Linked DNA regions of Homo sapiens: region 1 is linked to region 2. A link is a contact called in ENCODE Hi-C or POLR2A ChIA-PET data. All regions are on one chromosome and are shown on one strand. Each heading gives the region's core, a stretch centred on a gene start or an enhancer-like site at or near the end of the contact. The rest is flanking DNA. Distances are from core to core; before and after follow the strand shown.

What was found. Hi-C counts contacts between places; a loop is a spot of excess contacts on that map. ChIA-PET counts read pairs that join two places held with the same protein, here RNA polymerase II (POLR2A). Pooled maps may share reads with other maps.
Region 1: a pooled map shows a loop between it and region 2 (2.1-fold over the local background). The contact joins two enhancer-like sites. A Hi-C loop is called at or near these places in 1 of 37 single-sample maps with no recorded cell type and 3 of 50 pooled maps. POLR2A ChIA-PET finds 5 or more read pairs at or near these places in 6 of 52 experiments (AG04450, BJ, GM12878 and 3 more).

The regions. Positions count from the first base shown.
Region 1 is chr1:206,704,784-206,710,318 of GRCh38, reverse strand. The region is part of intron 1 of MAPKAPK2 (MAPK activated protein kinase 2); the gene reads right to left. Among named protein-coding and RNA genes, the nearest start is that of MAPKAPK2, 23 kb to the right of the region's middle. RefSeq lists a silencer at 1-195. Within about 2 kb of position 2,083, at least 6 of the 41 ENCODE cell types and tissues checked have a DNase peak (open chromatin) inside an H3K27ac peak, as active enhancers do.
Region 2 is chr1:206,560,242-206,565,368 of GRCh38, reverse strand. The region is part of intron 2 of RASSF5 (Ras association domain family member 5); the gene reads right to left. LOC124904494 (a long non-coding RNA gene) reads right to left here. Exons shown (of 2, transcript XR_007066831.1): 1 at 5,055-5,127; 2 at 2,975-4,361. Among named protein-coding and RNA genes, the nearest start is that of EIF2D, 50 kb to the left of the region's middle. RefSeq lists an enhancer at 4,913-4,982. Within about 2 kb of position 2,193, at least 9 of the 41 ENCODE cell types and tissues checked have a DNase peak (open chromatin) inside an H3K27ac peak, as active enhancers do.

The DNA of each region.
Region 1 (5,535 bases), core at 834-3,333, 150 kb before region 2:
AAAAGACTCTTCAAGAAGAAACATGATTAGTCAGTGACCATGAAGAGCATCTGTTATGTACATAGTGATCTGTGGACTGAAGAGCTAACAGCAAAGTTTGTACTGCATGCAGTTACTTGTAATACATATATCCTGGCAACTCAAATTTGAGCCAAATTCTTCGAGGACTGATGTTATTTAACCAAACCATAGTAACTGAAATTCACACAGATTAGAACCATGAAAAATGAGGACTGTCCATAGAAAGAGCATAATCTGTAAGTATATATGCTAAAGAGCTGGCAGTGATTACCTTTCAGGAAGAGCTATATTGTTTAAATTTTTTCTCGGTGACTAAGCTCTACACCTTGGGAATAGTTCTCAACCTGGTGTTAATTTGCCCCCCAGGGGACGTTTGGCAATGTCTGAAGGCATTTTCTGTTGTCATAACTTGGGGGCATGGGTAGATAGATGGTTGCAACTGGCATCAAGTGGGTAGAGGCCAGGGATGCTGCTAACTCCTACAAAGCACAGGACAATCCCCCACAACAAACAAAGGCTTATCTGGTCCAAAAGGTCAACAGTGCCAAAGCTAAGTACCCTAGTTTTAAATCAAGGAGTTTTTATTAAGCTAATTTGAATAGTACCTTTCTCACCAAGTGGTAGGCAAAAACTAAATGACACAATGGCAAGTAGAAAGTTCATAATAAATGCCATTAGTATCAGAGGCTCGGACTGACTTCAAGCTGAATGGATATCTTAATATGACCTTAGATTTGTGGTATTTTTACAAACATTAACTCATCTGATCTGATGCCATGACGTGGCTGCCAAAAAGTTAATATTTCCTTCAGCTCACAGATCAAGTACCTAGCTCAAGACAGGGATCCAAATGCACCCACACTCTATATTTCTCCCATACCTAGAATCCACATGTAGATCACATCGAGCAGCGAGAACTCAGTTCTGGGCAACACATCTGTAAAAGAGTATTATACTTCCAGAGGAGGACAACCAGGATATAAAAGATCTGAGGAGCATAACATAAGAGCAACAGTTCAATAAACTAGGGTGAATTGCCGGAAGAAGAGAAACCCTGAAGGAGCAACTGAGGGACTGGATGTGATAACAGTCCTAAAATAATTGGGTGCACAGTACAATGAGAGGGCAGGGCAGAGAGTCAGATAGGAACAATAAGTAACAGCCTCCTGTAACTCTGCAATCACACTCCTCGTTGTTTACCCAGGAGAAATGAAAACATTACATCCACAACAAGATTTGTGCAAGAATGTTAACAGGAGCTTTATTCATCATAGCCCAAAACTGGACACAGCCCAAATGTCCATCAACAGGGGAATGGAGAAGCAAATTTTATCATATCTATACAATGGAATACTGCTCAGCATAACAAACTACTGATACATGTCACCATGCAGATGAAATTCACACAAAAGGGAGAGTTCATACTGATTATCCCATTTATATGAGGTTCCAGAAAAAGCAAAACTAATCTACAGTGAGAAAACATCAGAACTGTGATCACTTGCGAGGGGGTATGTGTTGGGATGATTGGGAAACAACACGAGGGAATTAATTAGGTAATAAAACTTTTTGTTCTATAGTTGACAGAGGTTTGGGTTGCACAGATAGAGGCATTTATCAAAGCTTATCAGGTGATACCTTAAGAGTTGTGCATTTTTCACTGTTAATATAAATATTATCATCAAAAAAATGCATGAACAAATATTGAACTCAAATTAATGCCTATGTATGCTGAGATGTTTAGGGGTAAAGTACATTGATGTCTGCAATTTACTACAAAATGCATCCCCAAAATAAGATGGACTGGTCAATGGATAGAGAGATTGAAACACGTAGAGACATGATAAAGTAAACATAGTAAAAGGCTAATGGTTGAATCTAGGTGGTTTGGTATAATCATGTTCACTGTACAATTCTTTCCAGTTTGCTGCACATCTGAAATGTTTCATAATAAAAAGTTGTGAGGAGGAATAGGAAGTAACAACAGGTGGGGAACACCACAGGGGAAACAAGAGGTGGCTGGGAGGTCACAGGAGGAAAGCGCAAGGGGAAGAAGAGGGCTGGTTTCAGCCAACACAGGGGCCTGCGGAGGGCAGAATTGCAAAAGGCCAGGGTGACCTGGGAACAGACAAACTTAGCCAACAGGGAATCTTAGCATATGTGAGGCTGCTACCCAGACCTTTACTGTTGTTAGTTCTTGTTCTGACTGTGTGATCAGAGCAAGTAAGTCCCTGCCCCTCTCTGGCTGTGGTTGAAGGGATCAATGTACAATGTAGGGATCTGTTTAAAGGATCCCTACTTAACGCTTTCCAGCTCTGTCAGTCTATTCTTCACAGCATTTGTGGAAACCATTTTTTTTAGACAGGAATCAAAGAATGTAGAGACACAATTACAGCTTCAGCAAAATCCAGCTGGTTTCACATAGGCAAAATGCAAGAAGTCTCCTGTTACATCACTGTATTCTCAAAGAAAGGACCTGGGTGCAAGTAGCTCTCAACTGTCTCCATGTGGACTGTCCACTTTGTAGTTTAGCCACAGCAAATGCTAAATCAGTGAGCAGGAGCCCCATGCCCTACCCCCAAACCCCCACACACACCCAGCAGGTCTCTGGGGCACAGAATCTGAGTGGAGCCAACATGTTCCCCACCTTAGGCATCTTGGCGGAAACTAAGGTGCAGAGAGTTGCAGGCATTTTACCAAGGTTACACAGTCCATTAACACAGTGAGGGCTACAACCCAGGGCCCAGGGCAGACCATGTGGATTCCCCAGAAAAGTGCTGGGATCCAGAGAATCCTCCCCAATTTCAGTGCCTACAACCAGCCCCTTTTTTCTCTACCTTTGCTGCTCTGGTTTCCAAGGAAACCAGAGTCTGGTGCTTCTGGCTTCACATCTTAAAGAAGAGGGAGAGATGTATGTTTCTCAAACCAAAGTCTATTACCTCACAAACCAAAAACAACCTCTGGCAGAACTTCCTTCCCACCATTCTCCATGGGGGAGAGATGGAGTTGGGAACAGACTACTTAGTGGGGGCCTGGAGGAAGTCTCTGGAGTGCCTGGGGGTGGGGGAAGTCCTGCTCCCACCCTGGAATGACTGTGGTCATCACCTAGGGGAAATCTGGGATCCTCATCATGCAGGACAACAGGATACCCCGTCTAGGTCCAGATGTGCCACAGCTGCAAGCAGGGCCCTGACAGGAAGTGGAGGCCCAACAAGAAGAAGACCTGTGGGAGAGAGAAGAGCGCGGCTGCAGTGCCGTTCCCTCCTCCAACTACATGCCTACTAAGCTCCAGCTGGAGCCGCAAGGCTGCCAAGCTGTTCGGGGCTGACGGATGGAATGACAGGTGAGGGGAGAGAATGAATGAGGGGTAGGGAAGGGGCTCAGACACTGCCCTGCCTTCTAGCCCCAAGGGGTAGGGAAGGGGCTCAGACACTGCCCTGCCTTCTAGCCCCGAGGGGCTGCAGGTAAATGCTCAGCACTCAAGCCAGGACCTAGAAAGAGCACATCTGAAGCCACTTCTGAACAAGTAAAGCCCCACCCACGGGCAAGAAAAAATTTCCATCATGACCGATTTGTCTAGAAGTGGCCTGAACGTCTTCCCAGCAGCGGTGATGCATACCCAGCTGAGGGGAAGGAGGGAGTCATCTGCACACTTCTGCTCCCCAGGCCTTCTCCATCCTTACCCCATACCCGCCTCGGTGAGCTCAGAGGTTCTTGGCAAGGGCTTGCTCCCTGGGGACCACAGCAAGCCCACGGGGGTCAGAGCTGCTGGTCCCCTCCAGAGAGCCTGGAGCCTGGGAGTCTGCAAGTACAAGCCCAGTTGGCAGCTGCAGCTAATACTCCCGATTCCCAAACCAAAGCCCGGCCCACCCAGACGTCCTGCAGGGTGGTCGGGATAACTGCAGAGCAGCATCTGCCCTTTCTCCACTAACAAAGAGGCAATGATCAGAGGGACTGGCTTTGCTCCTCCCCCATCTGAGTGACTCTGGGTCTCTGTGGCTGTGGCCAGGGAAAGGCAGGGAGAGGGCAAGAAGGAATGGGAGATGAAGGACACCTCCCCTAGCTCCTTCTGGGAACAGACTAACTCCTGTCCCTGTGGGAAGACCAGGAGGGGAAAAGCAGCCTTTTAAGATTAAGCAAATAAATAAATAAATAAATAAATAAATAAATAAATAAATAAATAAGAGATAGGAAATCCTGACCCCGCCTTAATTACACTGGAAGTGTATAATCCTCAGGAAGAGTAGCTGATTCCCACCCCACACTCCCATTTACTCCCAGTTGCCAGTTTCCTGAGAAATAACCACTGCCTCACAGCGAAGCTGCACCAGAAGGGTGTTGAGGCCTGCAACAGGCTCCGGGAATTCCCTAAGCCTGGGTTTGTTCCAAGCGAAAAATCCAGTAAAGCCTCCCAGTCATTTCTCAGGAGTCGGCCATCTGCAGGACCCATCATTCATATCCACCTCCGACCAACGTTCCAAGCACAAGTCCAGCCAGGACTCTCGAATTTTCAAACTCCACAAACTTCCATAAATCCAGTTCACAATTCTGAATTCCTCCTTGAATTTAACCCAAAATGCCTTTGTCTCAGCTCCCTGGGTAACGGAGAGCTAATCGCCTTTCTGCCCTGGTCCACCCTCCAGATGCCCTTGGGTTGGTGGAGAAAGGAGAAAGCATCCAGCCCACCTGCTTCTTCCTGGCTGTCCCTCAAGAGTCAACACAATTGCACCCATCGGAAAGGAGAAGGCAGAGAGATAAGGGAGCTAAATCTTGTTCCCCTCTGCTTCCAGGATTAGCAAGCAGCTGCCTCAGAATCACCAGCCTCTCCCTTGTCCAATACCCAGGCACTCTCGGCAGCCTGGCCCTCCAGCAGGAGTGTCTACTCATGCAACCCCATGCTGCACATTGCTGCTTCCCAGGCATGACAGATGCAGCTGCTATTCAGTGTTTTCATGCCAGGACAAAAGCTTCTCCAGAAGCACAAAGCCAACAGGGAGGCAGACAGAGCTGATTTCAATAGAAGCCACCTGCCGGGGCCCCTCCTCTGCCACACCCCTCCCCCCAACCCACCGTACATACACATGCAAACATACATACACCTTTTTCAAACCTCTCCAACTTGTGCTGACCCAGAGTCAGGTGACTTTTGCTCTGAATCACTGAACAGTTCTCCCAGAGAAGGGGGGCTGTTGCCATTTCTCAAATAGTATTCCGTAGGATGTTAATAAGTGCTAAGTAAAAAGGGGTCATATAGATGGCAGAAGCACCAGGTTAAACAAAGTTAAACAGATTCTTTCACTGTAGAACTTCTCAGAGCTTTTAATTCAGTAATGTGCATTGCAGACTGTTCCCCAGTTTAGATGATCACAGAGTGTCTCGGGACTGGCGCTGCACTTGGAGAAACGGGCGGCTCCTTCTTCCAAGTTCACCCAGTTCCCTGAACATAGCTCTCCTACCACTTGGAGTACACAAGAAATACCTTGCTTACATGTTTCTCCCTCAATAAGCCTGCAG
Region 2 (5,127 bases), core at 944-3,443:
ATATGGGAAAAATAAGCCCTTGGCAGTTGTAGGCAGGATACACAGAGGGGAAAACACAGGATTGAAACTGCAGGGTAACTGACTTACTGGGGCATCTCAGTGAGAGGCTATGAGCAGCCAACACAGGGTGAGGCGGGGACAGAGAGGAGAGGCCTGACCTCTGCAGCACTGCGGGGACAGATGGGGTGAATAGAAGAGGTGAAGACCCCTGAGGTATTGAAGGTGGGGGACTAGGAGGGTGGGGCAGAGACAGAGAAATAAATGAGTTATGAGTTGGTTCTGGACATACTAAATTTAAGGTATCTGAGACCTCCAGGAAGCTGTAGAAAATGCCATTCTAGAGCTAGGAAGAGAGGTGGGGCGAGGGATGTAGGCTGGAGAGTGATTAGCTAAAGCTGGGATGCTGTGGGAGAAGAGGGGAGATGAGCCCCCAGGACAGAAGCCTTCTGTGAACAGAAGCCACAGGCTCAGCAATTCAAGCCTGAAGCTGTCTGTCAGTGCAGCTCTTTTCTTCCTCCTGGCCCTGAAATCAAGTGCTCCTGATTCGTGGCACTTTATCTCATCCTCTTGTCTCTGGAAAATATGCCAGGCTAGGTCTGGATCCCCACCCCATGCTCTTTGAGGTAGACTAAACCATGAAGAAGAAGAAACCAAGGACCTGCAGGACAGGTCTCAGTTCCCCACCCAGGGAGCTCCCAAAGCCAGAAGATACACAGGTGTGGGGTACCTGGTAAGTGAAGAGCAGAAGAGAAGAGAATCGAGGTCCCCAAGCTAGGACCCCTTCAAGCTCCTAGGCTGGGAGTTGGATCCAAAGCCTGATCTGACAGTGTGCAATAAGACCTGGGATTCAAGGTTTGATACTGGCATAAAATCTTTCTTCTTTTCTCCCTAAACTGCTTGGGTGGGTGGATATTATGTGTCCCAAACTGTAAGTGAAATTGCTTTATAGGGAAAAGCTGATTCTGGATAAACTATCTAAACCTGTGAAGACAGAAGGAGGGCAGGAGGGGAGGAACCAGAACAGAGAGTGAGGGATGGCCTGGACTAAGCGGCGTGTGAACAAGGATGTCTTGGGTGAGTTCCAGGTGGTCCTGGAGGAGGTCGTCTCTCTGACCCCTCCCTAGGGGAAGTCCTTATGGTTTAGAGAACTTGGCAGCCAATATCTAGAATCCCTACCAGGCCCATGAGAAACTAGTAAAAAGGGTCTGTTCCCATGCAAAGAGGCAAGGGACTCTCAGCAGGGAAGATAAGGACACTCACATGACAAGGGTGTTTGTTGAGAAGGACAGGATGAAGTACCTGAGTCTGATGATTGAAATGACTTGGCCATAACCTCTTAGTGGCTTGAGCTGGATGGGAAGGGAGGACTTCATTTACAGTTAGTGCTGTGTGTCTTCCCTTACATCATGTGCCATCAAGATCTCAAAGGGCCTTGAAATAAGAGTTCAGCTTGTGGTGATGAGACTAGCAGAGAAAGCTCTGAGCAGGACCCAGGGGGCCTGACTCCTTGAATCTGTCTCTACTGAGCTGTGTGACTGGGGGCAAATCCTCTTCCCTCTCTAGACTTCAGTTTCCAGCCTAGGAACCTCTTAGGAATCTGTGACACATTCTCTTCTTGCATTCCAATTGGGGTAAGCAGTCAATTACCAAATATTTCCTAAACAGGTGGTTCCTAGATTGCAGCATATATGAGAATCACCTGGGAAAAGTATTAGAAAAGCAGAATCCAGGGTCCCATCTCCAAAGATTCAGGAGCCAGTAGCTCTGGAGTAGGGCCCCTGAAACTCCATTCTCAAAGAGTAGTTCTGGTGCAGGTGGTTGAGGCCACCTTGATGCAACACTGAAGGTTTCAGATGCTACAGAGAAACCAGAGAAGTGCTGAGTGAGGAAAAGCACCCGTCCTCAAGAGATTTCCAGTTTAGATGGGGGAGACAGGACCCAATCCCAAGAACAGAATATCCTCAGTGACAGATGAGAGAGAGGTACAAGGTCAAAGAAACAGGTCATGTCCTTTACCAAGCAGTTATGAGCAGAGCTTCCCAGGTGCCTGGCGCAGAAACGGTGGCAGGAGGCATGTGTGGCAGAGACAGCTAAATGCTCACCACAACCTGCTTCCTTTTCTACCAGGGCTCACAGCTGTACTTCACTTCCCAACCTCCCCTGTGGTTAGGTGTGGCCACGTGACTGAGTTCCAGCCAATGGCCCGTGGTTGCAAGAAACACCCACCATTTCCGGGTCTGGCCCACAAGCTTCCCATGTGTTATCCTGATCCCCACCTGCCAATCTAACTTTTTTAAGTAAAGGGGGAAATAAACCTCTGATTATATTCAATGACTGAAAAGCAGGGGTTGTTTCAAGTTAGTCCATCCTGATTGTACAGGATGCAAGAGAGAAGATGCAGCAATTCAACCCAAGCAGTATTTGGTCAATACTGGCTTTTTTTTTTTGAGACAGAGACTCGTTCTGTCGCCCAGGCTGGAGTGCAGTGGCACGATCTTGGCTTACTGCAAGCTCCGCCTCCCGGGTTCACACCATTCTCCTGCCTCAGCCTCCCAAGTAGTTAGCCTGCCACCACGCCTGGCTAATTTTTTCTATTTTTCAGTAGAGATGGGGTTTCACCAGGTTAGCCAGGATGGTCTGGATCTCCTGACCTCGTGATCCGCCCGTCTCGGCCTCCCAAAGTGCTGGGATTACAGGCATGAGCCACCACGCCCGGCCAATACTGGCTTTTGTAACCAAGTACTTGATGTTGTTGGACCTGAAGGAGATGCGAGTTCTGATCTTATAGGACGGACAATACTGGGAAGGGCCAGAGGAGGCAGCGGGCAGTGAATCCCACGAGTGTGGAGTTCGGACGGCATCTCTAAATGAGGCTATCTGGAGGCTGTGCCAGTCTGAAATCTCTTCTGGGACTAGTCTTGGGCCATGTAAGCCTTTGAGACAGCACATAAAAAACAGTCAAATGGGCCAGTGGTTCCAAAGATTCTAGTTTTATTTTTATTGCTGAAATTTGGAGCTAACTTATTTTTAGTAATCTTTTCTTTTCTCTCATGCCGAGGTGGTGAGGGGCAGGTGCCATGCCTGAGGCCTGGGTGTGCCTGCTGCTAGCAGAGAGATGGGGACCTCCCCAACTGTCCCAGGGCTGTGGGGTTGGCTAGTGCCCCTGGAGTACCACAGGGATCCTGTCCAGGGAGGAGCTGACTGGCCAGGCAGGAGGAGATGGAACAATTACAGGCAGGGAACAGGGAGCAGTGTAGGATCTGACCTCCAGGACCCTCTTCCTCTTGCATCTTCCTTGAAGAAAAAGAATTCAATGGTGTCACTGTAGACCCAAGAAAGCCTAGGCAGATGGGGGCATGGGAGTGTGTTTTCTATGTACTTAAGTATAATATTTAACTATAGGCCGGGTGCGGTGGCTCACTCCTGTAATCCCAGCACCTTGGGAGGCCGAGGTAGGGGTTCACCTGAGGTCAGGAGTTCAAGACCTGGCCAACATTGTGAAACCCTGTCTCTACTCAAAAAAAAAAACACAAAACTTAGCTGGGTGTGGTGGTGGGTGCCTGTAATCTCAGCTACTCAGGAGGCTGAGGCAGGAGAATTGCTTGAACCTGGGAGGCAGAGGTTGCAGTGAGCCGAGATCGCGTCATTGTACTCCAGCCTGGGCAACAAGAGCAAAACTCCATCTCAAAAAAAAAAAAAAAAAAAGAAAAAGAAAAATATTTAACTGTAGATATAGTCAACCTTCTGTTCTTTGTATCCACAGAGAAAAACACACATGAGGAGGAGTCTCCAGTGGGAAGATAGAGGTTTATCTATTAACATATTTCAGTTGTAGGATAGACACCAAGAAGAACTTTTAAGTCACTAAAGTTGTAAGATTACAGGGACTACCTGCTAAAATCAAGTGTAGGGTCAATGTCCCCTTAGCTAGCATGCCTTAAGGAATGGAGGGATGGGAAGGACCTTTCAAAACCTGACCCAGCCTGAAGTTGAGTGTTCCATTTTGTAGAAGGTTCTGAGAGGACAAGACCTACGGTCTATCCTGGGTCATCTACTGAGTAGGAAAAGACCAAGAAGAAGAGAACTTGACAAGGAGTCCTGGAGGGGTGTTAGTCCTGGCTCTACCCAAACAGATGTGTGGCCTAGTGACGTCCTTCCACCTCTCTGGGCCTCAGTTTCTCCATCTATAAAGCGAGGTGCTCTGACATTCTGCAAGCAGAAAGCTGTATTGTCCTCAGAGCACTCACCCCAATGCTCTGGGCCGGTGCCAGAGTCCTGGGGTCCCAGAGCCTGTTTAACATGCCAAGAGTTCAGAACGCCTGTGTTCCCGCTCAGATGTCAAAGCCTTAAATGGCCACCACCTGTAGGCATTTGGGAAATTGATAAGAATGGAAGCTGGCCCCACTTCCAGGGTCAGATCCCTGATAGGAAAAAAATGAACAAATATGAGGGATGGACAGAGGGCCTGGCCTGGCTTCACAGTCACCAGTCCTACAAATCACCAAACCCTATCTTTTGTGGGACTAAGGAAGAAAATTCTCTGGCCTGGGAGGCAAAAGAGGGAAGTTCTAACCTTGGGTCCATCAAAACCTTGTCTTGTGACCTGATAAGTCCCCCTACCCATCTAGGCAACACCTTAGATTGAGGTAACTATGATGGTCTTACTGAGACCATCTACGTCTGCACTGCCCAAGCCCACAGGCTGGCTCTCCCCCAGGCCCCATTTGTGACATGCCTGACCCAGAGAAACACGATCTAATTGTGCCTAGCCAAGTGGGAAAGTACCAGGAGAGTACTGCCTCAGCCTCCTAAAACTGTGGTATGATTCAAAACCAAGTCCCCGGCCCCTCTCAAAGGAGGCACGTGGCCCCAGGAAACTGCCATTTTCTGAAAAGAGAGACCAAGCTAGGGCCCAGGGCCTGGTGCCCCCATCTCCCTTGCTGTCTCCTGACCTTTAGGCACCCCCTTCCTATGAAATGGGGAGACCTTTCCCACCCCTCCGACCTCTTCCCAAAGGGCATTGGAGAGGAGTCTTGGGAACTCCTGGGACTGACCAGTGGCAACTCCCAGGTGGTGGCATCGCACAGCAGTGAGGCTTCCCTGAAGCTCTGTTCTAGCCAGGCACAA